2 separate regions of the Homo sapiens genome follow, and region 2 is linked to region 1. Evidence: chromatin loops called from intact Hi-C (ENCODE). Cell type or tissue: PC-3. All regions are shown on one strand. Each heading gives the region's core, and the rest is flanking DNA. Links, peaks and the distances in the headings are about the cores only. Region 1 overlaps MAP3K13 (mitogen-activated protein kinase kinase kinase 13). Region 2 holds the start of MAP3K13 (mitogen-activated protein kinase kinase kinase 13).

Region 1 (15,734 bases), core at 7,108-15,107:
AGATACTTCACATTTTGTTATTTTGCTTATGGTATTTTTTTCAGTGTCAGATTTTGAAAATACAGTTTAATTTCTCAATTTCTCCTTTTATGGCTTTTAGATTTCATGGTTTAAAAAGTCTTTAAAAGCCAGGCGCAGTGGCTCACACCTGTAATTCCAGCACTTTGGGAGGCCAAGGCGGGTGGATCACTTGAGGTCAGGAGTTCGAGACCAGCCTGGCCAACATGGTGAAATCCCATCTCCACTAAAAATACAAAAAATTAGCCAGGCGTGGTGGCACGCACTTGTAATCCCAGCTACTTGGGAGGCTCAGGCAGCAGAATCGCTTGAACCCAGGAGGTGGAGGTTGCAGTGAGCCAAGATCGCACCACTGCATTCCAGCCTAGGTGACAGAGCAAGATGCTGTCTAAAAAAAAAAAAAAAAAAAAAAAGTTTTTAACACTCCTAGATAATTTTTTAACTCCTTATTTTTTAGAAGATTTTTATGGTTTCATTTTTCTATTTAAATCTTTGATTCATGTGAAATTTATCTTGATTTATGGTGAGTTATAGATTTAATTTTTTTCCTAGCTGTTCCAACAACATTTATTAACTAATCAATTTTTCCCCACTGGTTTTTGATGTCACTTCTATCATACATTCAATTCCTAAATGTATTTGGTTTATTTCTGGATTTCTTGTCCAGTCCATTATGCTGGTGATCTGTTCACACACGGGAGTTAATTATTCAGGTTTTAATTTCTGGTAGTGTTGATTACCCCACATAGATTTTTTTTTTTTTTTCAGAGTTGTCCCAGATGTTTCTGTTTTTCTTATAGCAGTATTAGAATTTTAAAACTGGGTATATGTACTAATTTGATTTCAATTAATAGAGAACTAAAATACAAATCAGTCTTTCTGAAACATCTTCTGTCCATGTTCCCGGCGCTACTGTAGGTCTTTTGGAGTGGTGCTTTGGGAGCTGCTGACAGGAGAGATCCCTTACAAAGATGTAGATTCTTCAGCCATTATCTGGGGTGTTGGAAGCAACAGCCTCCACCTTCCAGTTCCTTCCACTTGCCCTGATGGATTCAAAATCCTTATGAAACAGACGTGGTAAGAATATTGTCTCTAAAACAATAGGGAGGTCTCTAATGTGTATTTGGAGTAAATATCCTGGTGGTGGAAAGAATAGGAGCTTTGGAGTAGGAGAATCTTGGGTTCAAATACTAGCTCTGCCCCTTTCTATCTGTGCAATTTTGGGCACGTTATTCAATATCAGTTTTCTCATTTGTAAAATAGAGACAACACTGACTCATAGAGTTATTGTGTTGTAATTAATTAAAATTTAGAAATAAAGAACTTGGTGTTATTATCTCAAAATAGTAGGCCTTGGTCAATGATAGCTACTATTTCTTTGCTAGTCCTAATGGACTATTATTAAATAGGTCACTAATCCTAGATTTCCATTTCATCATTAGACGTATCTCATAATTACATTTTCCTTTTGCTCTTCAGTATATCAAAACTGTACTGCAGGGCAGCCAGGCACAGTGGCTCACACCTGTAATTCCAACACTTTGGCTGGCAGAGATGGGAGGATCACTTGAGGCGAGGAGTTCAAGAGCAGCTTGGGCAACATAGCGAGACCCCATCTCTGTGTTAAAAACATAAAATAAAATAAAATATAAATAAAAAACTGTACTGCAGGGCCAGGCATGGTGGCTCACGCCTGTAATCCCAACACTTTGGGAGGCCGAGGTAGGAGGATCACTTGAACCCATGAGTCTGAGATCAGCTTAGGCAACATAGTGAGACCCCGTCTCTGAAAAAAAAATAAAAAATAAATTTAAAGAAATGTTAAGGGCCGGGTACGGTGGCTCACGCCTGTAATCCCAGCACTTTAGGAGGCCGAGGCGGGCGTATCACGAGGTCAGGAGATCGAGACCATCCTGGTTAACACGATGAAACCCCGTCTCTACTAAAAATACAAAAAAATTAGCCAGGTCTGGTGGCGGGTGCCTGTAGTCCCAGCTACTCAGGAGGCTGAGGCAGGAGAATGGCGTGAACCCAGGAGGCGGAGCTTGCAGTGAGCTGAGATTGCGCCACTGCACTCCAGCCTGAGTGACAGAGCGAGACTCCGTCTCAAAAAAAAGAAAAAAAGAAATGTTAAAACTGTACTGAGATACAATTCAGTTATGCTATCCTGATATAATGGAGTACAGCTGGTTTTACTCAGATATAGCCATTTTGAAGTAAACAATCTTCTTCATAAAGTAAAATAAAATCTTCATTCTCCTGGATACAACTTCTGAAATGCACAAACTGTCTTTTTCACTTTTAGGCAGAGTAAACCTCGAAACCGACCTTCTTTTCGGCAGACACTCATGCATTTAGACATTGCCTCTGCAGATGTACTTGCCACCCCACAAGAAACTTACTTCAAGTCTCAGGTAAGTTGGGAAACTTCCTACCAGGTGCTACTAAACAGATAGAGAACTCTCAATGAAACAGAGTAACTCTTAGAAGGGCCCATTGTGTTTGTTATAATAGTTATATAACTCCATTCATTGTGACACAATAAATATGATACTTCACACATATGACATCTTAAGAGCTTTTAAAGCACTTAACATTATTATTAACTCATTTGAAAAAACACGTGTTGGCCGGGTGCACTTTGGGAGGCCGAGCCAGGCAGATCACCTGAGGCCAGGAATTCAAGACCAGCCTGGCCAACATGGAGAAACCCCCGCTTCTACTAAAAATACAAAATTAGCCAGGTATGGTGGCGCATGCCTGTAATCCCACCTACTCAGGAGGCTGAGGCAGGAGAATCACTTGAACCCGGGAAGCGGAGGTAGTGTTCAGCCGAGATCATGCCATTGTACTCCAGCCTGGGCAACAAGAGCAAAACACCGCCTCAAAAAAAAAAAAAAAGAAAAAAGAAAGAAAGAAAAGAAAAAACACGTGTCAGAATATTATCCTTATAGTGGCTCCTGGTAAAACTGCTGAAGAGAAAAGAGAAAAAGAAGATAAGAAAGCTGTAATGTACATACACCTGAATTAGGATTACTGCTGACCTTCAAGAAAGTATTATCTTCTTTGAAGTAGAAAAGCTGAAGTACAGACGTGGGAGGTTAAATACCACAATGAGCCTATGATAGAACTCAGCCTAGAGAGAACCTTTTCTCTAAGTGTGTCACCTAGTAGCTCCAAGTAAGTATAATTTAATGATTCTGTTAGCCTCTACTGTACTACAAACCATCTCAAAACTTTTATTTTTATTTTTATTTTTTGAGACAAGGTCTCACTCTGTCAACCAGGCAGGAGTACCGTGGTCTGATCTCGGCTCACTGCAGCCTTCACCTCCCGGGCTCAAGCAACCCTCCCACTTCAGCCCCCCAAGTACCTAGGACTACAAGCATGCACCACCACACCTGGCTAATTTTTGTTTTTTGTTTTTGTTTTTTTGGTAGAGATGTGGTTTCACCATGTTGCCCAGGCTGGTCTCAAACTCCTGGGCTCAAGCGATCTCCCTGCCTCGGCCTCCCAAACTGCTGGGATTACAGGCATGAGCCATTGCCTGGCCCCATCCCAAAACTTATGGCTTAGAACAGTAAGCATTTATGTGTATGTAGCTCATGATTCTATGGGTTGGCAATTTGGGCCAGGCAGTTCTACTGGCTTTGACTGGGCTCACTCGTGTGTCTGTGGTGAATTGTCAGGTCAGCTGGGAGGCTGGCTGGTCCTAGGACGGTCTCATTCACGCACCTGACCACTGGCTGGCTATTAGCTAGAGCACCTTGCTTCTCCTCCACGTGGCCTCTATCCCTCCAGCAGGCCACCTTGGGCTTGTTCACATAGTGTTCTCAGGGTAACAAATGTAGCGAGAGAGCAAGTCCCAATGCACAAGTGATTTCCAGGCCTGTGCTGCATTATTCCTGCTAATGTTCCATCGGCCAAGCAAGTCACAGGCCAACCCAGATTCTCGGGATTGAGAAATAGGCTTCACCTCTTGACAAGAGAATCTGCCACAGCACATCATAAGGGCGCAGATCTGGAGAGGGGAAGAATTGGTGGCAATTAAATTAAAAGGGTGCAAATGTCATAAGGATTGGTCATCTAACCACTATCAATGTGGATAAGGGGGTGGTGAGAGATGAATTTTTTATAAGGCCCTTATCCCTTCCAGACCCAGGCAATATCAAAAGGAATGGAACTATAACTTTTGAAATAAATGTGATGATCCTGAATTATAGCTGTATGCTTATAGAACATAACAAAATTACCTAATTTCTCATTTCTCATATAGCTTTATCTCACTTAATGTTATTGTGCTTCAGAAATGAATTTTGTAAAGTGAATCGCATCTCCCCACTGACTTCCAGTAGCATTTCAAAGATTCAGTCTCAGAAAAGACATTTTACTAGCAATTGGCATTTCAGCCTCCTTCTCATAGCCCCCCATCCCTGAAGGGCGATGAGTTTACCCACCAGGAAAGTGTCTGATGAAAACAGTCCTGAACTTTTGGAGGGGCATCATCCCTGGGAGCTGAACAAGTCCTTAAATATGCTTTTCACTTTGGGAGGCCGAGGCGGGCAGATCACGAGGTCAAGAGATTGAGACCATCCTGGCCAACATGGTGAAACCCTGTCTCTACTAAAAATACAAAAATTAGCTGCACGTGGTGCTACACACCTGTAGTCCCAGCTACTCAGGAGGCTGAGGCAGGAGAATCACTTGAACCTGGGAGGCGGAGGATGCAGTGAGCTGAGATCACGCCACTGCACTCCACCCTGGGGGACAAAGCGAGACTCCGTCTAAAAAAAAAAAAAATTATATATATATATGAGATATATATATATGATACATATATATGAGATATATATATATGATACATATATATGAGATATATATATATGATACATATATATGAGATATATATGTGATACATATATATGAGATATATATGTGATACATATATATGAGATATATATGATACATATATATGAGATATATATGATACATATATATGAGATATATATATGATACATATATATGAGATATATATATGATACATATATATGAGATATATATATGATACATATATATGAGATATATATATGATACATATATATGAGATATATATATGATACATATATATGAGATATATATATGATACATATATATGAGATATATATATGATACATATATATGAGATATATATATGATACATATATATGAGATATATATATGATACATATATATGAGATATATATATGATACATATATATGAGATATATATGATACATATATGAGATATATATCATATATATGATATATATGAGATATATATCATATATATATGAGATATATATGAGATATATATGATATATATGAGATATATGAGATATATATGAGATATATATATGAGATATATGAGATATATATGAGATATATATATGAGATATATGAGATATATATGATATATATGAGATATATATATGAGATATATATGATATATATATGAGATATATATGATATATATACATATATATGAGATATATATGATATATACCATATATATGAGATATATATATGATATATACACATATATATGATATATATGATATATATATGATATATAGATATATATGAGATATATATGATATATATATGAGATATATATATGAGATATATATATGATATATATATGATATATATGAGATATTTATATGATATATATATGAGATATATATATCATATATGAGATATATATGATATATATGATATATATATCATATATATGAGATATATATGACATATATATGAGATATATACATGATATATATGAGATATATACATGATATATATATGAGATATATACATGATATATATATGAGATATATACATGATATATATATGAGATATATATATGATATATATATGAGATATATATATGATATATATATGAGATATATATATGATATATATATGAGATATATATGATATATATATGAGATATATATATGATATATATGAGATATATATGATATATATGAGATATATATGATATATATGAGATATATATGATATATATATGAGATATATGTGAGATATATATGAGATATATGTGAGATATATATATGAGATATATGTGAGATATATGAGATATATGTGAGATATATATATGATATATATGTGAGATATATATGATATATATGAGATATATATGATATATATGAGATATATATATGATATATATGAGATATATATATGATATATATGAGATATATATATGATATATATGAGATATATGAGATATATATGAGATATATGAGATATATATATGAGATATATATGAGATATATATGAGATATATATGATATATATGAGATATATATGATATATATATGAGATATATATGATATATATGATATATATATCATATATGAGATATATATATGAGATATATATGATATATATGAGATATATATATGAGATATATATCATATATATGAGATATATACATGATATATATGAGATATATACATGAGATATATATGAGATATATATGATATATATGAGATATATATGACATATATATGATATATATGAGATATATATGACATATATATGATATATATGAGATATATATATCATATATATGAGATATATGATATATATATGATATATATGAGATATATATATGATATATATATGATATATATATGAGATATATATATGATATATATATGAGATATATATGAGATATATATGATATATATATGAGATATATATATGATATATATATGAGATATATATATGATATATATATGAGATATATATATGAGATATATGAGATATATATATGAGATATATATGAGATATATATATGAGATATATATGAGATATATATGAGATATAGATGAGATATATGATATAGATGAGATATATATGATATAGATGAGATATATATGATGTATATATGAGATATATATATGATGTATATATATGATATGTATGAGATATATATATGATATATATGAGATATATATGAGATATATATATATATGAGATATATGTTTTTCTACCTGCCCCTGCTGGAGGCTTGGAGTACTTCTGTGGTGTCTGATACACAGAGAGACACTCTGCCTGTCACACAGATATTGAGGAATATCTTAGTAAAGGCATAGGTTTTTGTTGTTTTGATTGGAGTTCCTAAGAAATGATAAATCAGAGACTCCTGTCCTGTTACCAAAGTTCTAACACACCCTCTCTGATCCATAAACTTAGATCTCCCCACAACTGTGTCTTTAAATAGTCAGGCTTGCCCCTATTGTTTGTTACTATTTCTAAGAAATTATTATGTAAGTAAAGTGTTTGCTTTCAGAGGAAATAAGATGAGGTAGGAGGTTGACTTCATGGCATTTCCTGCATTCTTTGATACACATTCAGATCAATTCCCTTAGCACTATCGCCCATCTGTTCAGATACATGTAGGTATCGGGGCACTGGATGAGAAATCTTTATCTTCTGTTAGTAATCAGAAAAAACACTTAACCCTTTTGTGAAATGAAAGAGAATATAGTACTCGCTAGGAAATCTTTCGAACTTTAAGATATGGTTGCAATCACAGCTTTGCTTCTCCTTTTTTTTTTTTTTTTTTTTTGAGACGGAGTCTTGCTCTGTCTTACCCAGGCTGGAGTGCAGTGTCGCAATCTCTGCTCACTGCAGCCTCCACCTCCCGAGTTCAAGCAATTCTCCTGTCTCAGCTTCCCGAGTAGCTGGGACTACAGGCGTGTGCCACCACACTCGGTTAATTTTTGTATTTTTAGTAGAGACAGGTTTCACCACGTTGGCCAGGCTGGTCTCGAACTCTTCACCTCAGGTGATCCACCCACCTTGGCCTCCCAACGTGCTGCGGTTACAGGTGTGAGCCACCGTGCACAGCCAACTTTGCTTCCTTTACAATAAAACTGTACGTAGCATAATTTTGAAAAGCAATTTCTGATGATGGTATTAAGTCACAAGCCATTAAGACGGTCAATATAAGTTTACATATTTGGAAAAACTTCCAGTTCTGAACAGATGTTACTTAAGTCCTCCTAAAACGTCACTTCTGAAGCCAGTCACACATTTTGAGAACCTACCACTTGCAGAGCCCTGTGCAGGGCAGCTAAGTTGCCACAGTCGGGTTCCTCACCTGAACCGCTCCCAGATTATCAAGACACCCATAGCATGGAGCATTAAAACTGAACTCAGAAAAGGTTGTCTTGGGAAAAGAATAGGAAAGAAAAGGAGAGGAGAGAACAGGAGAGGAGGTCAGAATAGGAGAGAAGAGGGGAGAAGAAAACTGAGTACATTAAGCATCTATCTTAGCTCAGGCTGCTACAACAAAATGTCACACACTGGGTGGCTTAGAAACAGCAGAAGTTAGTCTCACGGTTCTGGAGACTGAGAAGTCCAAGGCACCAGCAGAGTTGGTGTCTGGTGAGGGCCTGAGTTCTGGTTTATAGGTGATGCCTTCTCACTGTGTCCTCACGAGGTGGAAGGGTGAACAAGCTCCCTTGGGCCTATTTGATAAGGGCACTTTTCTCATTCATGAGGGCTCTGCCCTCATGACCTAATTACTTCCCCAAAGCCCCACCTCCTAATACTGTCCCTTTGCAGTTAAGATTTCAGCATATGAATTTGGAGGGAACACAAACATTCAGACCATAGCAGCATTTTTTCATATTCACTTCTTCTTCTTCCACATTTTTCCCAACATAAAATTTCTCTTCTCCTTAAATAGCTCCAAATCTGCTATTTTGCTACCTCCTAGAATTTTCTCGGTATTTATAAGTCAATTTGTCTCTGGATCTGAAAGTGAGACTACCTCTAGCTAATATGAACTGGCTAGTGAGGTACTACAAATAGTAAGAGACCTTTAGTCTAAACTCCATCCTGTCACTTCATACTGTGTGGTCTTGGCTAAGTCACTCAGTTACACTAAACCTCAGCTTATTCACCAAAACAATGAAGATAATCCTATCTTCCCTTCCTTAGGGAGTTTCTGTGAGGAGCAAATGAAAAGATAAAACTGCAAATGCATTGTAGACCATCAAGAACAGTTGATTGTAAGATGTCATTATTCTTGGCTGGCCACAGTGGCTCATGCCTGTAATCCCAGCACTTTGGGAGACCGAGATGGGTGGATCATTTGAGGTCAGGAGTTCAAGACCAGTCTGGGCAACATGGCAAAACCAAGTGTCTACTGAAAATACAAAACTTAGCTGGGTGTGGTGTAATCACCTGTAATGCCAGCTACTTGGGAGGCTGAGACACAAGAATCGCTTGAACCCAGGAGGCAGAGGTTGCAGTGAGCCAAGATCGAGCCACTGCACTCCAGCCTGGGCAATAGAGCGAGACCCCATCTCAAAAAAAAAAAAAAAAAAGATGTCATTATGTCATTATTCTTGAGTTGCGTACGATAGCATAAAACAAAAACAAAGGTGCCATTATTCACCTTAATTTTTGTAGCTTTGTACTAAGTACAAAAATTAAGCCTCCTTTGGGTTGTTAGATTCTGGATTCTTTTTCTGATGAACTCCTGAGATGAATAAGATGGCAGCCAGGGAACTCCTATTGTGTTTGACTTTATCCTGCCCCAGTAGGGAAGACCTGGCTTTTTGGCAGGCACATTCTCTTTCTATAGTCCTCTTGTACCTGAGGCCTTGCCTCCTCCTGCCTGCTAAGATCCTCTCAACGTCAGTTATCAATCAATAGTTGTTAGCACCTGGTCTCCACTTTCCACCAAAACTTCGGTCAAGAGGTGCTGCCAAGAGTCCAGCTGACTCCTTCCTGAGAAAACGCGGCATTTGTTTTTCGTCAACAGCACATGTATAAAGATGTAGCCTATATGGAGCAGATGAACAAAGCAACCGATTTCAATACAATGTTAGATTCTGCCAAAGCTATAGCTTCATTGCTAGACAATCACCCATTTCTCCAAATAGGCAATTACTGTTCCTGGTATTCAATTACATTTGACATGAGTCTTTAGAAAACACTGTCACCCAATTCCAGATCCCAGTTGCCAGGTGGATCGTGTGCCTGGCTTTGAAGCTCTCTCACCCTGCTGCCTTTGCATCATTCTAGTGTTCTCTTGAGTGCCATTGTGACCGCCCAGAAATGCAGGGACTGGGAGTTGCGGAGACACCCCAACTGTGAGGTTAGACTCTGCTGCCTTAAAAGTAATCTTGTGAGGGAGCAGATACGTATGCAGAGGCTGGACACTCACATCAGGAGAGGAGTCGTGTGCCCAGAAAGGGTTGGACTGGACCCCACTATGGCTTTTCTGATCCCATCTGATTTCCCTCTAATAAGCCCCCCAAATCTTGCTTCTCTACTCCTTAAGCTAGGCTGGAACTGGCTCAATTTCTTTTTTGTTGTTGTTATTTACTTTTTAAAAAGTGTGGTAAAATAAAGATAGTATAAAATTTGCCATTTTAACCATTAAAAAAAATTTTTTTTTGAGACAGAGTTTCGCTCTTGTCACCCCGGCTGGAGTGCAGTGGTGTGATCTCAGCCCACTGCAACCTCCACCTCCCAGGTTCAAGCTATTCTCTCCTGCCTCAGCCTCCCACGTAGCTGGGACTACAGGCACCTGCCATCATGCTGGCTAATTTTTTGTATTTTTAGTAAAGATGGGGTTTCACCATGTTGGCCAAGCTGGTCTCGAACTCCTGACTTCAGGTGATCCACCCGCCTCAGCCTCCCAAAGTGCTGGGATTATAGACATGAGCCACTCCACCCGGCCGATTTTAACCATTTTTGAATGCATGACTCAGTGGCATTAATTACATTCACAATGTTGTGAAATTGTCACCACTATCTGTTTCCAAAAATTTTCATCACCTCATTCAGCAGTAACTCCCCATTCCCTCCTCCCCACCACCCCCGGTAATCTCTATTCTACTTTCTGTCTCTATGAATTTGCCTATTCCAGGTTATTTCATTTAAGTAGAATAGTACAATATTTGTTCGTTTGTGCCTGGCTTGTTTCACGTGGTGTGTTTTCAAGGTTCACGTATTTTGTAGCACGTGTCACAACTTCATTACTTTTTATGGCTAAATAATATTCCATGGTATATATACCACATTTTGTTTATCCGTTTATCTATTAATTTGACTTTATTTTGACATCTATACAGTATTCCCCACTTATCCGTGGTACATTCCATGACCCCCAGTGGATGCCTAAACCTTGAATAGTACGGAGCCTGACTGCTGTCCATCAGAACACGTTTCTTTTCATATCTTCCACCCACAAATGTAATGTCTCTTCTATCTTAACTAAGCTCTGTCTTTACTTTTTATTTTATTTTTTTATTTTTTGGAGCAACCCTATTAACTGATTAGCCTCTTATCAATACTGTGGACAGCAGGAGAGCAACGCTGGTTCTGTTCCAGGGTATCTCAGGCCTTGTAGTGAAACGATGGGAAATGCCCCTCCACTCCTAGGAAGGTGGCTTTGTCACAGGTCAGGCTCATGCAGGACTCCTCCCACCCTTAGCCTTCTCTCTCAGAGCTTCCTCGATAGCTGTGCAAATTGGCTGTGGGCTTGCCCATCCTCCCTTTCTTCATATGTGCCCAGACATGGCTGAATTGCAGATTAAGCTCAAATTGGAACTCCTTTTCCATGAGATTCTAAGTATATAAAATGGAACTCGAAATCAACAAGTGCCAGGAATAGGATACCTTCGGGGGAAACACATTATTCATCAGTACCTGGTGTTTTCCCATACGTCCTTTTTTCTGTTCACAGGAGGGAACTTCTTTTCTGGAAATCTACTTTCTTACAGATTTCAATCTTCAGAAAGTTCTCCTTGAGTTTCCCGTAATTATAAGCTAGATGTCAGGAGATTTATTTCCTCTAGAATTAAAACAAATCTCATCTGTGATATAAAATTCCTCACCACCAGAGGGAGGTACTCCTTTTCTCGTCCCTTCTTGGAGTATTTTAGTAGGATACAGTGACAGTTTTGCACAAAAGAGGATACTTCAAGACACAAATCTGACCCTCTTATTCTTTTTTGGTCTAACTACTTTCACTTGTCATTCTTTCGCCTCCTAAGGCTCAAATACTCCTCCTGCTCCATGACTTTGATCTGATGATTGAGAGAATAGCATTAGCAGGGGCTCAACCAAACTTTCGTTTACAGCTTAGATGCTGTCAAAGGCCCCTATCAAACAATGCAGTAGTGTATTCTGATGAGATTGGGCACGTTCAGGGTGGTATGGCCATAGACTGCAGTACTGTATTCTGGATCTTGGCTTTCTAATGGCATTGTTGGATAGATTTGCTGCCTGAAAGTCAACCAACCAACAGAAACTTCTCTCCAGTGTTCAACCTATATGTGGGAAAATCTAGCATATTATAGAATGATCATTTTTTGCATGATTAAAATATAATTTCCTCTATAAAAATAGATGAGAAACAGCTAATTTGGGGAAAACCTTCTATAAATCCACAATTACTTAAGAATAACTACTTACTTGATCCAGAAAGATACTCTTTCTATTATTGTTGTACACTTAATGAGAGCTACTGTCTTTTATTTTATTTTATTTTTTTAATTTTTTTTCTGAGATGGAGTTTCGCTCTTGTTGCCCAGGCTGGAGTGCAATGGCATGATCTTGGCTCGCTGCAAGCTCTGCCTCCCGGGTTCAAGCGGTTCTCCTGCCTCAGCCTGCCGAATAGCTGGCATTGCAGGGGCAGGCCACCACACCCAGCTAATTTTTGTATTTTTAGTAGAGACAGGGTTTCACCATGTTGGCCAGGCTGGTCTTGAACTCCTGGGCTCAAGCAATCCTCTCACCTCAGCCTCCCAAAGTGCTGGAATTCCAGGCATGAGCCACCACACCCACAATAGCAATTAGGGATTGCTATTATTTTTTTTAATTTTAAAAATATATATAGGCAAGGATGTAGAGAAACTGGAACCCTTATACACTGTTGGTGAGAATGCAAAATGGTGCAGCTAACATGGAAAACAATAGGGAGACTCCCACCAAATTCAAAATGGAGCTACCTGACGATCTGGAGAGATACTTTTTAACATGAATCTAAAGGTAGTAGAATAATTTCAGGAGAAGATTATATAGATACATTTAGTTACAAATCTAGCCTTCACTGGAAATTATGTCTCACTGGCTTCTGGAGATGGAAGATAGTCTATACATAATATGAGGAAACTTATTTTCACTGTTTGTTTCTCTCTGTGGCCTATTGCCTGTAGGCCATATTCCAGTAGTGGTTTTTTTCTACCCCCTAAAATTTAGGTAAAATTAGCTTGAAATTTCATGCCCTGTGGAAAGCTCAATGTCCTTTCTAATACTTCTGTACATTTCTGGGAGAGTGATAATTTCATGGCTGCTCTGCCTCTGCCTTCCTAAAATTCTTGGTCCCCACCCCTGCTGCCTTGTGGTTGTGCCTTTATCTTTGTCCTATATTGACCAAACATTCAATTCAGCACCTTTCTTTAAAAAACAAAACAGGGCCGGGTGCGGTGGCTCATGCCTGTAATCCCAGCACTTTGGGAGGCCAAACTGGGTGGATCATTTGAGGTCAGGAGTTCAAGACCAGCCTGGACAACAAGGTGAAATCCCGCCTCTACTAAAAATACAAAAATTAGCCGGGTGTGGTGGCACGTTCCTGTAATCCCAGCTACTCAGGAGGCTGAGGCAGGAGGATCACTTGAACCCGGGAGACAGAGGCTGCAGTGAGCCGATATCACGCCACTGCACTCCAGCCTGGGTGACAGAGCGAGACTCCGTCTCAAAAATAATAATAAATAAATAAACAAATTTTTTTTAAAGCAGTCATTCAAAGCCTAGGTGAATGTCAGAGACCTCACTGAAAGTTTAGAAAATTTAAAGAAGTTTACATTTTGAACAACTTCAACCATGTATTAGACATCCATCCCTGCTCTAAAAATTTTGTCAAACTACTAGATTGCTTGGCCATACTCTCTCTTTCCTCCTCCTCCTTCTCTCCTTTCTGTTATTTCCCTCAACTCCAAATTCCCGTATAGCTTCTTATATTTCTATTCTAATTTCCTGCTGTTCATGCCTGTAGGGTCTTCTACTCTAGGTATTTTCTCAAGATACTTTCCCAAACAAAGCCTAGGAGGAATTCTGGGCCCAAAAAGATGTTCGTAATCTCACATGCACACATACGTTTCCATGTGGTTATCAGAGCTGTTTTTTTCTGGCCAGGCGATCTCAGCCACCATCTTGCCTTAAAGTGAACTCTTTTATTCCAAAAGTGATGGCCAGCATGCCGGCTGTGATGTTCCTCATAGCCAGTGCTGGAGGAAAACTCGGAAAAACACAGCATCATATATTGGAGTAGAAATATAGAAGTGGGCTGGGGCGTGGAGATATAGTAGCAGGAGATATTTTGCTATTAATCAAATCATATTTATTGAACATCTATTCTGAAAAAGGCTCTTCAGTAGAAGCATGCAGGGAAAAAAAATCTTGTACGTGACTTTATGGATATATCAGGGATTGAAACTCCTGGAATTTATCAAAATCTAATTTGTCCTTACCCAGGCTGAATGGAGAGAAGAAGTGAAAAAACATTTTGAGAAGATCAAAAGTGAAGGAACTTGTATACACCGGTTAGATGAAGAACTGATTCGAAGGCGCAGAGAAGAGCTCAGGTCAGCTCATCCCTCCTTCCCCACCTCCCTTCATCCCCAGGTCTTCAGATGTTAACAGGCACCCTTATCATAACCACCATTTCACTTTCCACACACCTTTCACCTCTGCTTTTTATTGTTATGCTCTTTAAAAGTTGCCCCAAAAGTTAGCCTTCCTTTGTATCTCTTTCCTATCCTTTCTTCCCAACTCCATTATCCTCTTTTATTAGGTCTCTGCAACAAAGATTCTTGAAACAATGCTATTTAATCATTCAGCCAGTGTCCTAGGTGCCATGCAATTCCAGAAATTTATAAGATTTAGTCCCTGGCTTCAAGATGCTTATAATCTATTAAGAGATATAAGGCCAGGTGCAGTGGCTCACACCTGTAATCCCAGCACTTTGGGAGGCCAAGGCAGGCGGGTCACTTGAGCCCAGGAGTTTGAGACCAGCCCGCCCAGCATGGCAAAACCCCATCTCTACTAAAAATACAAAAAATTAGCTGGGTGTGGTGGCGCACGATGCCTGTGATCCCAGCTATGCAGGAGACAGAGGCATGAGAATCACGTGAACCCAGGAGATGGAGGCTACAGTGAGCCCAGATTGTGCCACTGCACCCCAGCCTGGGTGACAGAGTGAGATTCTGTCTCAAAAAAAGAGAGAGAGATAAGACATGTTCACGAATAATCACTGATATGGTTTGGCTCTGTGTCTCCACCCAAATCTCACCTCATATTGTAACCCCCATAATCCCCATGTGTCAAGAACCAGGTGGAGGTAACTGGATCTTGGGGGCGGCTTCCCCCATGCTGTTTTTGTGATAATGGGTGAGTTCTCAGGAGATCTGATGGTTTTATAAACATCTGGCATTTCCCCTGCTTGCACTCAATCCATCCTGCCGCCCTGTGAAGAAGGTGCCTGCTTCTCCTTTGCCTTCTGCCATGATTGTAAATTTCCTGAGGCCTTCCCAGCCATGCAAAACTGTGAGTTAATTAAACCTCTTTCCTTTATAAATTACCCAGTGTCCAGTATTTCTTCTAGCAGTGTGAGAACAGACTAA
Region 2 (15,734 bases), core at 4,523-12,522, 95 kb before region 1:
TGATTTTAATTTGGTTTTCTTGAATAGGATGAAAGAGAATCAATTAATGACATTGTGTTAATAAGTACTCTTTTGGCTGCAAGTGACAGAAACCTTTATCAAACTTGTTTGTTTGTGTGTTTTTTAAAGGGAGTAAGGAGGGAGGGATTGATTGGCTTATGTAATTGGGAGGTCCAGCAGAGTAACTGGCTTCAGACAAGACTGAAGTTAGATGTCCAGTGGCCTTTTTCAGGAATCTGTCTTCTTTCCTTTATCTCTGGTCTGCTTTCCTCTGCCCGATATATGGATGGAGACGACAGCCCTCTGCCTACTTGTCCTTACAGCTAGTATCCTGATGAAACAAATGTTCAGCCCCCACCCAGCCAATAGTTGTCAAACATCCTGGGGATGACTCAGATTATGCTTATTGGCTGGCTTGGAGGATGTGTCTATCCTTTCACTAATTATTACGACCAGGGAGTTGAGTTGGCCATCCTTGTGCCACGTGCTCACTCTTGGAGCACTCGCTTCAGATGGGGTCATCCCTATCTGAACCATATGGACTAAAAGTGGGGGAGAGATATTTCCTTCAAATGGGGATGATACAGAGGCAGACTTCATGTATGTATGTATGTATGTATGTATGTATGTATGTATGTATGTATTTATGTATTGAGACGGAGTCTCGCTCTGCCGCCCGACTTTAAAAGGCAGATATCCACTACTCTGATGTTTTGGTCTTTAATTATATTGCATGCAATGTGTGGCTACAGTGGAAATGCCAACTTGTGTCTAGCTAAAGAAGGGGAGAAATTAAAACAGAATCAAAGAATAGAAGTTAGAGAGTTAAGAAGTTTTTTTTTTTTCTCTCTCTCTCTCTCTTTTTACATGAGCTCTAAGAAAGTATTATGAATTCTAGGCCGGGTGCAGTGGCTCACGCCCGTAATCCCAGCACTTTGGGAGGCCGAGGCGGGCGGATCACCTGAGGTCAGGAGTTTAAGACCAGCCTGGCCAAAATGGTGACACCCCATCTCAACTAAAAATACAAAAAAAATTAGCTGCATGTGGTGGCGGGCGCCTGTAATCTCAGCTACTCAGGAGGCTGAGGCAGGAGAATTGCTTGAACCCGGGAGGCGGAGGTTACGGTGAGCCAAGATCGCGCCATTGCACTCCAGCCTGGGCAACAAGAGTGAAACTCCATCTAAAAAAAAAAAAAAAAAAAAGAAAAAAAGAAAAAGAAAGAAAGAAAGTAGTATGAATTCTATGTGGATGAGTAAAGTAATCTATAAAGTCTTCTTTTGCTCTTTCAGTGTATAAAGTACCTTTGCAAACTCAGTATATTATTTTTAATCCTGCAAAGGTTTGGTTTATGGTATTTTGCCAGAATTTGTATGTTATGGAATGGTGTATTTTGGGGATGGTAAATATTTTATTAATTGAGAAATCCATCTGCTTTTGATTTGCTTCAGTACATTTGTGTTATCAGTCAGAGAAGAATCTTATATCCCTCATTGGTAATCATCCTTTTGACAGGAATAACACATTAAAGCTTCATTAAGCTGTTAAGACTTATTCTGAATAGCACATAAAATCTCAAGCAATTGCTTTTCTCCAGCTGGCTAGATATTTTATTATCCTTTAATTAAAAATATTGAATAGTTAAGTCTAATTAACTCACAATATTCTTTAAAGTTTGCCATAATGTGTACCTTTAATATAAAGATGACTGTAGAATTTAACATGAGGCTTTAATCTTCTTAAAAGTTTACAGATATGTATTTAGTGCAAATTTTTATTTATAGCATACCTTTTCAAAAAGTGTTTGAAGTGCTTATCATAAAAAAGAATGTATATAATAAGGTTAACCATAGAGTAATCCAACCCAAAACAAGGAAGAGAAAGCAAGTATGCATGTAAATATATACTTTTGTGCTTAGCTTATTTTAAAGCATATGAATTTTAAAGTTGGCTCTGAGCTTCCCAGCAGCAGGGTCGAAAAAATGAAAATTCAGTGGATTACACTGTTATCATCTAAAAGGTAGACAGACACCTAATAATTCTTCAAGAACAGAAAATTTTTCCTTCATATTAAGTTGTAAAACAAATTCTCCATGTGAATTCCTTACATGGGAGATATCATTCAAGATAATGGACAACACAGAAGCAATATGAATCTTCCTTATAATAATTTTTAATAAAAGCAAGACCACAACACTCAATGATAGTTATTCTTCTAAGGGGTATTAGGCTAATGATATTTAGATAGCATGTAGCTTTCTGATGATCTCCCTTGACACAAGGATAGATTTGAGTGAACTTATAAGAATGTTTTTCCTTAGATGTTTCTTAAAAATCACTTTCTCAGATAGGCATTTAATGGGAGCTGGACAGAGAAAAATGGCAGTATTAATAATAATCTGCTGAGGTCTTTGAATATTGAAATTCAGTTATTGACCAAGGCTCCATATACTTTGGAGTGGAAATAGGGTTAACATTCTGATATGAAAGTGGAGAATTCTGACCAGTATTCCCAACTAGGAGACAGATTGTTTTCCAGATTAATTCACATCATTTTATACAAACTACATCTTTATGTAGAAAAATGTAGCTGCTTTTTAAAAACAATGAATAGAGCTCTTGATCAGCTAGCATAACTACCTGAAGGTTCCCCTGATCTGTTTCAGAACCCCAAAGATATTCCCCAACCACCTGAAGGAAAATGACTTGGATGAACTTCCCTTTGGAAGTTGGGTCACTAATAGATATTTTTAGAATTTCCTGAAAAGATTTTGTATTAGTCTGTTTTCACGCTGATGATAAAAACGTACCTGAGACTGGGCAATTTACAAAAGAAAGAGGTTTAATTGGACTTACAGTTCCACATGGCTGGGGAAACCTCGCAATTATGGTGGAAGGCAAGGAAGAGCAAGTTATATCTTACACGGACGGCAGCAGGCAAAGAGAGAGTGAGGAAGATGCAAAAGTGGAAACCCCTGATAAAACCATCAGATCTTGTGAGACCTATTCACTACCATGAGAACAGTATGGAGGAACTGCCCCCATGATTCAATTACCCCCCACCAGATCCCTCCCACAACACATGGGGATTATGGGATTACAATTCAAGATGAGATTTGGGTGGGGACACAGAGCCAAACCATATCAGATCTGTTCAAGATTTATTATAAGCAAAATAAAGATGTTGTATTAGTTCCTGTGGTTCTGATTCCTGGATCTGCACAGTTGTTGAAATTTCCCTTGTTGAGAGAGTAGCAGGGTCTCAATAACAAAATAAAACCAGCTACCAGTATCATTTACTGAGTAACTTCTGTATGTAGGTACTGTGTGCAAATCTTTACATGTGTTATAATATTACTTTAACCTTCACACAATAATATAGGCTATTATAATCCCCATTCTAATAATGAGAAAACTGAAACTCAGGTTTACCTGAATATTCATAACTAATAAGTGGCAGAAATAGGATTTGAGCCCAGATCTCTTTACCAGCTTTTAACCACTACACACTTATCTGTGAAGGAAATTTGAGTCTCCACGTATTAGCATTTGAGATCACTAAACTCTTTCTTTTTCCTGGTATTTCTGACAAAAATTGCCCATGGGTCATGATACTTTGGACTTCGATTCTGGCTTAAATGAGTTGTTTTCCTTTTTTAAAAACACATTTTTTTCCTCAAAAAAAAAAAACTCCAAAACAAGAATAGCTTATATTTTATAGCAGAATTATTGTACCTTAATTTCTATATATAGATTTTTATCTAATAATGAGTTTTAAATATCTTCTTGCATAATGAGACTAGAGTCATTTTCCAGTTATTACTGAAGTTTGAGGAGATTCATTTGGTTCTTAAAAGAGCTTACTCACCTTGATAATGGCTTTGCAGTCCTCCACACTTAGTATGCCCATGTGCTGCAATTAAAAATTACTTATAATGATGGGACTTGGCTTGATATCTCTAGAGTTGCATTGTTGCATACCATAGCCACCAGCTAAATGTGACTATTTTGGAGTTAAATAAATTTAAATCACTTTACATTAAAAATTCACTTCCTCAAGAACACTAGCCATCTTTCAAATCTATGGAATGCTCCATAATCACAGCAAGTTCTCTTGGGCTGTACTTCTCTAGAGTGTACATTTTTCATGCCTCTATATCCCTTCCTACCTTCTGCTTCTAAAATGATAATGACTTCCTCCAAGACTGACTTCTATATCTTCCATAATTTGGTGAGACAGCTTATCTTTCCAATGATTTCCCATGATAGTTGACATGGAGGAGTCTTTGTTGGCCTAGCTGATGTTCCTGTGGTACAGGAAGCATGCTAACTGAGGCCAAGTTTATCATCTTACTGAAGTGGCAAGTCCATAAAGCCCCCAAGTTTTTATTTTCCAGGTTATATATTGAGCCAAGAATCTTAGGTGACTGTTATTAGAAGCATTTATAGACCCTGTTTTGTTGAATTGCTTCAGAGACTACTCCCATCCATAGTGGACTTATTAGTAATTTTGTTGCTGTCAAAACTTACAGAAAAACTTCTACAACAGCTTTAGCTTTTTTTTTTTTTTTTTTTTTTTTTGAGAGAGGGAGTCTCACTCTGTCACCAGGCTGGAGTGCAGTGGTGTGATCTCAGCTCACTGCAACCTCTGCCTCCCAGATTCAAGCGATTCTCATGCCTCAGCTTCCCGAGTAGCTGGGATTACAGATGTGTGCCACCATGCCCAGCTAATTTTTGTATTTTTAGTAGAGATGGGGTTTCACCATGTTGGCCAGGCTTGTCTCAAACTCCTGACCTCAGATTTTATATGTATATGTGTATGTGTATATATATATATGTGTGTGTGTGTGTGTGTGTGTGTATACACACATATATACATATACATATATACAGATTTTATATGTGTGTGTATATATTATATATATATATACACACACACACAAATTGATGTTTCTTGGCTATTTTATTGACATAGTCCACAAAAAGTTTGCCTCTTTCCATTAGTTAGTCTGTATTGTTTTGGAAGAAAAAAATGTTTTCCATAAATCTGATTCTTTTAATGTATCCTGATTGGCTTTGGTTGTTGTTAAATAGAGATGTATATTCTTCAGCTTTCCATTTGTTCGTTTTTTGTTTTTTTTTTTTCTTTTTTCTTTGAGACGGAGTCTTGCTCTGTCACCCAGGCTGGAGTGCAGTGGCAAGATCTCGGCTCACTGCAAGCTCCGCCTCCCGGGTTCACGCCATTCTCCTGCCTCAGCCTCCCGAGTAGCTGGGGCTACAGGCGCCCACCATCACGCCCGGCTAATTTTGTTTTTGTATTTTTAGTAGAGACGGGGTTTCACCATGTTAGCCAGGATGGTCTCGATCCCTGACCTCGTGATCCGCCCACCTTGGCCTCCCAAAGTGTTGGGATTACAGGCATGAGCCACCGTGCCTTGCATGTTCGTTCTTAAATAATGTGGTACACTGAGGCCTACTGGGCGTGTACCAATGCCGTATTTGCCTTGAGCACTCCCATGTTACATGTGTAAACTTCTTTGGTCTATCTTTTTTGTAGTGATATTCCACAATAAGCTCCTTTAGAGAAGTTTGTTAACTATGTTGTTTGCCAACGATATTCTATTGCTTCAATATAGACAGTACACTGAATATCTTTGCTGTGTGTAAAATTATCCTGAAAAGTTTTCCTTTTCCAAATGAGCTAAGAAGTGTGCAATACTTACTAGTGGTCAGGTTTAGACCCTCCAGAACCACTTAGAAACAGGCCACCACTTTCCTTCTCTCACAGTTGTATAAATAATCTGATTGAGAAATAGAGCAGATCTCTGTTCAGAATGTTCTTGGTCACTGGACACCTCATAACTGAGGCTTTATATTAACCACGATCGTTCTAGTTTCAAGGATTGAGGCCATTTCCCAAGTTCAGAAAAATCATGATCAGTATTTGTCAAGTATTAGTCATTGTGAAGTGTAGTGATGGGGAGTAGGGACAATAAATATATTCATCTCCAATTTTGTATAACTGAAAAGTGTAAAAATAAAGAAGAAAGAGATGCCTCTTGAGTGAATTTAATACAGCTGTTTTTGCTGTTAATAATAAAACATCTTACTGAAACCAAAATTTGTTCAAAGTTTCATTAAGTGCCCTTTTGGAGCTGTGTCTTAATCGACTGCCAGAAGTTGAATAAACCAATGAGGAAACACTGTACCCTACTTAAAAGTAGCAGTAAATTTTTCTTCCATATCCACTTTTGATACATCATGAAGGTCAGCAAGATGTTACTGCTGTGCAAAACAGCTACATTCGTGTAATATTATTTTCCATATGTCTGTTTTCTTAGTTACTAGATTATTGTTCCCATGCGTTCTTCCCGACAATTTTGCTTTTACAAGTCCCGACAATTTTGCTTTTACAAGTCGTGGTGAGCAGGGCATACATGTCCACTAGTCTGCTAGTTTTAGAAATGGTTTTCCTGACTTTGATTTGTTTTGATCGCATCAGGCATATTGCTGAACAGTAAGAAAAGGGTTGAAGAAAAGAGTTCTAATGAATAAAAGATGGGATTTCTTCTATATGCATTTTTGTTATCCTTGATTCCACAGAAATTCTATTTTGATTCCTTCATTCAATAACAATAATAATGTTTTTATGACTATCACAGCTTGAAACACACACACACACACACACACACACGCACACACACACACACACACACACACTCAAGCTGCCAGTCTGTCTTAAGGCAGTGGCAGATGCCTGATTGGCGGGCTCTGTTTATTCTGTGACCAGATTCCTTCTAAAAGAAGGAAGGCCATGTCTGCCTGAAGCCTATTGGCTGGGCCTACTCTGGACCCGCCCCTCTTTTTTTTTTCATGACACACACCACAGCGAAGTCTGTGCGGAATCCTAAACCAGCCCAATTTACATCCATTCATGAATCTGTGACGTCAGCAAGCCTTTGGGCTCCTTTGCGGTGGGCTGGAGGATTGTGTGGGTGGAATCCCCCTCCCCTTTATTTTTCCAATTCTGCAAGGCTTTTAAAATTCACCTTACATCTTTTCAAAGCAAGAAAATGGAACAGCATGTGTAGGAATTCTTCGTTGTTGTGAGTATTGCACTCTGTTTTTCCTGTTTCTTCAGTATTTATTTCACAAGGACAGACAGAGAATGTGTGATTTGAGGTGATTAGAAAGCTGATATTATTGAGGGCGACACCGTGAGAGAGACAGAGAGACAGAGGCGGAGAGAAACCCGAAACCCCGTTACAGCTAGGAGCCTCTGAAACTGACAGCTGGTTTTCCTTTGCTTGTCTGCCTGCTAGACGTGGACATTTTTCATTTACGGTTCTGCACGTTACCTCGGATGCCTGCTTGGCTTTCCTTAAAGGGAGATTCATTTCTCTGAGAGATGATGTGGATGGTATTAGCAGAAAAGCCCAGAACACCAGAAAGGTGCTGAGAAAAGCGGGGCCCGCAAGACAGAGCAGGTTCTATCCTGTGGGGCACTTGTCTTCCTTGCGACCGTCCTTTCTGCCGTTCCTCACCCTTCACCTTGCCTTTGTTTCATATTGTGTAACAGTCAGTATCTTGCGATTGCAATTTGGTGAAGATGAATACTTGTTCAACCATTTTTCAAAAGCTCTTATGACGGGAGCCATAGTGGTGTATTTATATATATTCATAGCTCTTCTTTATGTCACTCTCTACACTTTATAGTGTCAAAAACTTAAAAAGCTGCATTCGAGGGAAAGGGGGAATTATCCTTAAACTTGGGTTTTTCAATATCCTCTAATGAAAACTAAGAAGTGGTTACAATGTTCCACAATTATATTGCATAGAAATGCACATGAGTGTTTTCCTAAGATGAACTTATTAGCTGAAAATAGTTTATTCCACTGTGTTGGGGAAACATGGAAAAGTTCTGATATGTTCCATGTATAAAGTTGGTTTGGTAGTTTGCTACTGTAGTTTTAACAAAAAGTTACTATTTGTGATTGAATTTGTTTTCCAAGGGTCTGTTTATTCTGGTGAAAGTTGTGAGAGTAAAGAAGAGGGATGTGACATTGTGACATGTTCTGCCCCTGGGGCAGCTCCTCAACCCGAATAATCTGACAGCATTTCCCAACTGCTTCACTTTGAGCGATTTATATGCCAGTCTGCAGCATGTACCCAGTTGTTCTTTCTCCTGAGAAAGCAAAATGCCTGATATTTCTTATAATCCAGGCTGCCATGTTTACCTTGTAAAATCAATACTTAATTTTTAGATTTTTATATTATCTTTTCTCGTGAAGCAAGACTTCTAAATTATGGCTATAATATCTTTTGAATTGTTGTTCTTAATGAATCTTCCAACTGTAAACTCATCTAATTTCAAACTTATCATACCTGAGGATGTAACATTGTCTTTTGTTTCTCATCTTGATATTACCGTCAATCATTTTGTATTTCTGAGTACATTTGAACTTGCTGGAGTAATAGAGGGAAAACCTCTGCCTGATTCTAAATCAGATCTTTGTCCTATACTCGGACAATTATGGTTTCATATTTTATTATTTTTTATTTTCTGGGTTTAACAAATGAGATAACATTTTAGACATAATATTTGTAAACATCTTGACTTATTTCAGCATTTTCCTTTTTTGTATATCTTCAGAGAGTTTGTTGAAAGTAGCAATTTCCAAGTAATTTTAAATTATTGAAGTCTACTAGCACGAAAGGTCAAATTCTTAGGATATTTAAAAAATGTTGTTTAATAATCAAACTCATCTTAAAAAATGTTCATCAGACTCTGTCTTTGATGCACATTTTGCCAAAAGAGAGCCTTATTTCTGTGAAAGAAATACAGTATGTACTTTGGATTTACTAAAGTAAAACTGTTACTTTAAGGCACAGAGCAGATATAGAATCCCCCTCTCTCCCCACTCCTAGTGACTGTATTCTACATTATATTTATCTTCATGTATAGTGTACTTGTAGGGAAAAAAACAATAACTCTTAATTGTTTAATATCAAACAATAAAATCCTGTGTATCAGTGACTGTCAATAGATGGCTTTCTGTTTAAAAACTGAAGCTACTCCAGAAGTAGGAATTAATTTATTTAGTAAACAAAGTCAGTCAAACCAGAGCCATGTCCTGGGGAACTGTCAAAAGAATGGTTCCTAAGGGCCAGAGGCCACATCCACTGGTAGATGACAGAACAACCATACTTCAGATGGCAAAACCGGTCAGTTTGGTTTGCGTTGTGTGCCTATCCTCTTTCTGTGTGCTTCAGCTGAATTAAGTGCTTGGAGAGCTCAAATAGTTCAAGATAGCCAAGATGACCAATTCTGCCAGGTGGCAGCCTGATCTTGCAATTTTGATTAAAATAAAGAACATTCCCCAAGAACAGTTTGTTGCAAAAAAATAAAAATAAAAAAATCACACCCTTGCTCTGTGTTACTATTCTGTAAGAATATGGGGGAGAAAAAAATTTAGAAAATGCAGTCTTTACTCTGAAGGAATCTAGAAAGGAAAATGCCGGAAATAAACTTCAGTATTAGAATTACCTGTGGAACCTTTTTCCCTTCCCTCCCTACCTCTTTCTCCCCATCCCCTCCCCTCCCCTCCCCTCCCCTCCCCTCCCCTCCCCTCCCCTCCCCTCCCCTCTCTTCCCCTCCCCTTTCCCTTCCCTCCCTCCCTCCCTCCCTCCCTTCCTTCCTTCCTTTCTTTTCTCTTTTCTTTTTTCCTATTTAATGGTTTTTAGTATGTTCACAGAGTTGTACAATCATCACAATCCATTTTAGAACATTTTCATCATCACAAAAAGAAACCACATACCCATTAGCAGTCACTCCTCATTTCTCTTCACCCCCCAGCCCTAGACAACCGCCAATCTGCTTTCTCTATATATAGATTTGCTCAGTCTGGATATTTCATGTAAATGAAATCATACAGTACATGCTCTTTTGTAACTAGCTTATTTCACTTAGCATAATGTTTTCAAAGTTTGTCCATGTTGTAGCCTATATCAGTACTTCTTATCTTTTTATTCCCAAGAAATATTCCAGTGCACCATATTTTACTTATCCATTCATCAGTTGATAGATATTTGGGCTTCCGCTTTTTGACTATTAGGAATAATGCTTCTATGAACATTTGTGTACACATTTTTGTGTGAATTTGTTTTAATTTCTCTTGGGTATATACCTGGGACTTGAATTGCTGGGTCATTATGATTACTATATGTTTAACATTTTCAGGAGATGCCAAATTGTTTTCCAAAGTGGTTGCACCATTTTACATTCCCATCAGCAATGTATGAGGGTCCAGTTTCAGCACATCCTCTTCAACACTTGTTATTATCTATCTTTTCTATTAGAACCATCTTAACAAGTTTGAAATGGAATCTCATTGTGGTTTTGGTTTATATTTCCCTAAAAGTGAATGATGTCAAGGATCTTTTTATGTGCTTATTGGCCATCTGTATATCTTCTTTGGAAAAATATCTATTTAGACACATTGTCCACATTAAAAATTAAATTATCTTTTAATCCTGACTTGCAAGTGTCCTTTATATATTCTGGACACAAGCTCTTTATCAGATGTATACTTTGCAAATATTTTCTCTCATTCCATAGGTTGCCTCCACTTTCTTGATAATATTGTTTATGGTATAAAAATTTTTAATTTTGATGAAGTTCAGTTTTATTTTCTTTTGTTGCCTATGCTTTTGGTGTCATATCTAAGTTGGCTTTGCCTGACTCAAGGTCATAAAGATTTACTTCTATGTTTTCTTCTAAGAGTTTTATAGTTTTAGCTCCACATTTAGATCTGTGACTCATTTTGAGTTATTTTTTGTGTGTGCTATAAAGACAGGGTTCAACTTTATTCTTTTGAATCTGGATATTCAGTTGTTTGAGTAATATTTGTTTAAAAGACTATTCTTTCCCCCATTAAATTGTCTTGGCACCCTACCAGGGAACTTAAAAAAAATACTGATGCCATGCTTCCACCTCCAGAGATTTATATTTAATTGGTTTGTGATGGGACCCAGTGATGATGTATTTTTAAAAAGCTTCCCAGCTGAGTCTAATGTGCAGCCGGGCTTGAAAACTATTGACATGCAGGGTCTTAGAACAGAAGAGAGAGAGAGACTTTCAGAATCAGGAAAGAAAATGAGCGAAAACATAGCATTCTGATATGAAAAGGAGGGAAGAAAGGAAAATTAAGAAGATTCATACCAGAAAGCTTGAGTTTTCTTGTTATTCACTCAAAGAGTGAGGGTATCATTGGAAGTTAATGAAATATGTTAAAGAGGAGGAGCTAACATTTATTAAGCACTTTCTACGTGTCTGTAAATTTTTTTTTTTTTTAAACAAGGTCTCCCTCTGTTACCCAGACTGGAATATGGTGGCTTGATCACAGCTCCCTGCAGCCTCAGCCTCCTGGGCTCAAGCCATCTTCCCACCTCAGGCTCCGAATACCTGGGCCCACAGACACATGCCACTATAGCTGGCTATTTCTTAAATTTTTTATAGAGATGAGGTCTCCCTATGTCACCCAGGCTGGTCTCAAACTCCTGTGCTCAAGTGATCCTCCTGCCTTGGCCTTCCACAATGTTGTAATTACAGACGTGAGCCACTGTGCCCAGCCTACATGGCTATAAACCTGTTGGGAGCTTTTATATACATTATTTTATTAAAATATAATCTTCATCCATCCTGGGCAACATGGCAAAACCCTGGGTCTACAAAAAATACAAAAATTAGCCGGATGTGGTGGCACACGCCTGTAGTCCCAGTCACTCGGGAGGGAGGCTGAGGCATGAGAACTGCTTGAACCCAGGAGGCAGAGGTTGCAGTGAGCCTTGATTATGCCACTGCACTCCAGCCTGGGTAACAGAACAGACCCTGTCTCAAAAAATTAATTAATTAAATGTAATCTTTGTGATATGAAGTAGGTAGTAGTATTCCCACTGTACAGATGAGGAAAAAAAGGCTCAGATAGGTCACTGACTTAACCAAAGACACCAGGTAGTATATGTTATATCTAATTTTCAAACCCAGCTTTAATTCCTAGTTCTGTTCTCTTTCTTCTGTTTACTATGGATTGTGAACATTAAGTATTGCCATGAATTGCTCTCGGTCCAGTCCAGCATGAATTTAAAATCTTCTGTAGCACTGCTCTGGAATGGGCAAAGAAAGAGTAAGGTAAGTTAGATGTTGGGGGTTATATAGGGTTAAGTGTTGGCACAGCAGGTGCAGTGGAAGGTAAGAAGTTGGAGGTAAATGAGGATTATCACATAATAACCATGGAGCCTAGACAGGCTATACTCTCCCTAGACGTAGCTAGCAGAAAAAGCCCTAAGAGGGTGGAGGGCCCATGTACCGGGCATGAGAGAATGATTGAAGGGAATGATAGAAAAGATGAACTTTCAGGTGCGGTGGCTCACACCTGTAAGCCCAGCACTCTGAGAGGCCAAGGCAGGCGGATCACCTGAGGTCAGGAGTTTGAGACCAGCCTGACCAACACGGAGAAACCCTGTCTCTACTAAAAATACAAAAAAATTAGCCAGGCATGGTGGTGCATGCCTGTAATCCCAGCTACTCGGGAGGCTGAGGCAGAAGAATCACTTGAACCCGGGAGGCAGAGGTTGCGGTGAGCCGAGATTGCACCACTGCACTCCAGCCTGGGCAATAAGAGTGAAACTCCATCTCAAAAAAAAAAAAAACCAAGTAGAATTAGCAAGTATAAAGGTGTTGTCATCATTTTTCTATTCATTTAATCAACAATATTGATTGAGCATTTACTATGAGTTCTAAGTATTAGGTACGCAGCAGTGAATAAAACAGACAAAAATTGTTGCCCTCTTGGAACTTAGTTTAATCTAATGAAAGGAGATGAACAGTAAGTAAGTAAATTATGTTTAGACAGTGATAAATGTTAAGGAGAAAAATAAAGATGGGAGGGGAATAGAGCGTGCTGGGAGTGGGGTAAATTTAAAATGGGACTTTTGCATTGTATTGTTTATGTGCGGATATTGATTCCTCAAAGAGATGGTGAACCATCAAACAAAGGGGTCAGTGGTTGACCTAGTCAGGCACCCTGAGATGTAAAGAGAGTTTCTTCTAAGTCCTAAAAGTCAAAGTGAATATTCAGTATTAACTTTATTGTATAAGTGCCATTTTGGGGAGATTAGTGATGTTTCTGTTGGGTGAAGAACAGGGCAAGGGTGGTGCTTGGAGAGCTCTTTTAAACTCGCATGCTTCTCTATTAGAATAGATCCTCCTACATAAGTGTGTGGATGCAGATGTGTGCCCTCCCATAGTATCACCACTGAGAATCACTGCATAGTAAGGCATAGTTAATGGGTGGGATGTGTTCTGCTTCTCAGATGAATTGGGCAGAGAACCACTGATGTAGGCAATATTGAAAACACTTAAATTTCTTTTGCTTTTAAAAACACTTTAGCAGGAGTTTCACACTCACCACCTTGAACAGAGGTTGAATTGAACCCTTGGTGTATAGTAAAGTTTTTAATAAAGAGGTTCTATCATTCATCCATTTACCTGCCTTCTTTATCTAGAAGATTCTTACACTAAAATGGATAAAATCAACATGTTTTCTCTTTACCTACTGCAAGGCATGAGGATGCAATGGAAAAAGAATTGGACTAAGACTGTAGGAGTCTATGTAGCAATCAGGTCGTCCTTACCAGGTCATCCTTAGCAAGGCAGTTACCCACTTAGCTTTTTAAAAATTTTCCTAAGCTTTGGTTTTAACATGAGAGATGAAAAAATTGTTCTTAGTGATCTCAGATGTTCTTTTTAATGCTAACATTGTAAGATTCTTGGAACCTGGATGTTAATTAACAACATTAAATAAGCAAGGGACAATTTCTAAGGCAATCTGGCTAAAATCTACTTTTATTCCAATTCTTTCATAGTATTTTTTGTTTTTTGTTTTCTCGAGATGGAGTTTTGCTCTTGTTGCCCAGGCTGGAGTGCACTGGCGTGATCTCAGCTCACTGCAACCTCCGTCTCCTGGGTTCAAGCGATTCTCCTGCCACAGCCTCCTGAGTAGCTGGGATTACAGGCATGTGCCACCATGCCCAGTTAATTTTTGTATTTTTTAGTAGAGACAGGGTTTCACCATGTTGGCCAGGCTGGTCTTGAACTCCTGACCTCAAGTGATCTGCCTGCCTTGGCCGCCCAAAGTGCTGGGATTACAGGCGTGACCCACTGCGCCCGGTCCTTTCACAGTATTTTTATAGAAATTTAGCCTCCATGGCATGCTGCGACAGCTGGGGAGGAGGAGAAAGTGTCAGAATTGTTCAGATGGAGACATCTAGGTGATGGATTATAGGTTAAATCACCTTCAGATTTGCCCACGCACTTTCCTTATAAGCAGGAAATAGATTCCTGATCAGTTATGACTTCAACACCTTTAGGCATGCCCATTATAAATGTCAATTGTCTTGACCATTGTTCTCTGTAGTCAAAAAAAAAAAAAAAAAAAAAAGCTTCCATTAGACTAGTGATTTGGTGATCTGGGCTAATAGGGGATGTGGCTACCGATAATCCAGTAGCCTCAGTTTGGTTGTACGTTGTAGCCTTTTCCTGAAATAACCTTTGTTAGTGCTCCTAACAAAATTCATCCTATTACCTCTTTCTGCCCATCTCTCACTACCTCCTTTTGTCTTCTAACTCGAGCTGAAGTTAGATGAAGGATGAAGACTATATTAAATTGAAAAAATGAAGACCCACTAAATTCATAAATATTATAACCAGCCTTTGTAAAAATAAGATATTATTCTGTATGATAATTGCTAGCTTTTGAAAATTGTTCTTTCATAATTTTCCCAATAACAAGTTGGTCGATAGATTGGTATTTTAAATTTGTAGATTTTGTCAAAAAAAAAAGATAAATTTTAAAATTACAAAACAAAAAACTCCCTTTTCATTTGTATGTTCATTTCATCAGTTTGGAATTTTTCTTACACCCTTCTTCATTTGTATAATTGTCAAGCCAAGAGGGCTGATGTCTAGTCCTAACAGCTATAATAATTTTCATATAGCATTTTCATTTAGTAACAATACATATCTGTGTAGCAGTGTGGTAAAAACATCTTACAAAATGCAATCATGTGTTGCAGGGCAACCCTAAGAGAATGTGCAGTAACTGTACAATTTTAATTGTTTAAAAATTTTCAGGAAAAACAATGTAGAACATCCTGCTGACAGATGGTGATTGTCTTCAGTGTGCTAATTTGCATTGTGAATTCCTGGGCTGGGGTAATAGTAGAATTGAGCAATTCTGAGGACATTTTAGTGAAATTCTGGATTCACAAAAGGCCAGAGAAGTGAAAGAATGAATTGATTCAAGGTTAAGGTAGCCAAAGATGAAGGACTGGAGAAAGATGACAGAAAAAAAGGAGAGCAGAGCCCAGGGAGACGGTAGCTCAGCTGATGAGGCAGGTGGCAGCCAGGACAGCCGTTTCCACCTTAAACAGAAGGGAGTGGATCTGGGACTCAGACTGAAAAAGACTCTTTGGAGTCCTAAAGGGGGGCTGTCACAGTTGCCATTACTAAAGAGGGCTCAATTTGCAAAATAAGCCCACTAAGGCTCCTTATTACCCTGAGGCATTGTGCCTGCATTTTTAGTAGCTGGCCTGCCTGCCTTTAATGGGACACATTAGGCTATCTGCAGGCTTGGATAACCATGGATAATTGAGACTAGTGAGATAAAGCTCACCAA

What was found. Peaks named below come from ENCODE experiments on the same cell type or tissue, not always from the same donor. Only the 100,000 strongest peaks of a DNase experiment are listed, where the experiment ranks them.
Region 2: a loop joins it to region 1, with 2.5 times the contacts of the local background. A loop is called at or near these places in 3 of 110 quality-filtered maps.

Annotation. Positions count from the first base shown.
Region 1 is chr3:185,448,964-185,464,697 of GRCh38, forward strand. MAP3K13 (mitogen-activated protein kinase kinase kinase 13) reads left to right here. Exons shown (of 14, transcript NM_004721.5): 6 at 937-1,095; 7 at 2,324-2,432; 8 at 14,587-14,696. LOC124906312 (a long non-coding RNA gene) reads right to left here. Exons shown (of 3, transcript XR_007096202.1): 2 at 11,758-11,902; 3 at 7,640-9,882. Among named protein-coding and RNA genes, the nearest start is that of TMEM41A, 42 kb to the right of the region's middle. RefSeq lists a silencer at 3,024-3,224. In PC-3, for the core only: a CTCF peak has its summit at 11,967 (motif pointing right); no DNase peak of the experiment used is centred there.
Region 2 is chr3:185,356,266-185,371,999 of GRCh38, forward strand. It overlaps MAP3K13 (mitogen-activated protein kinase kinase kinase 13), which reads left to right and starts at 6,871. Exons shown (of 14, transcript NM_004721.5): 1 at 6,871-7,103. RefSeq lists a silencer at 6,703-6,852 and enhancers at 7,323-7,412, 7,503-7,562. In PC-3, for the core only: no CTCF peak of the experiment used is centred there; DNase peaks (open chromatin) are centred at 6,796, 9,226 and 10,836; H3K4me3 peaks cover 2,154 bases; H3K27ac peaks cover 905 bases.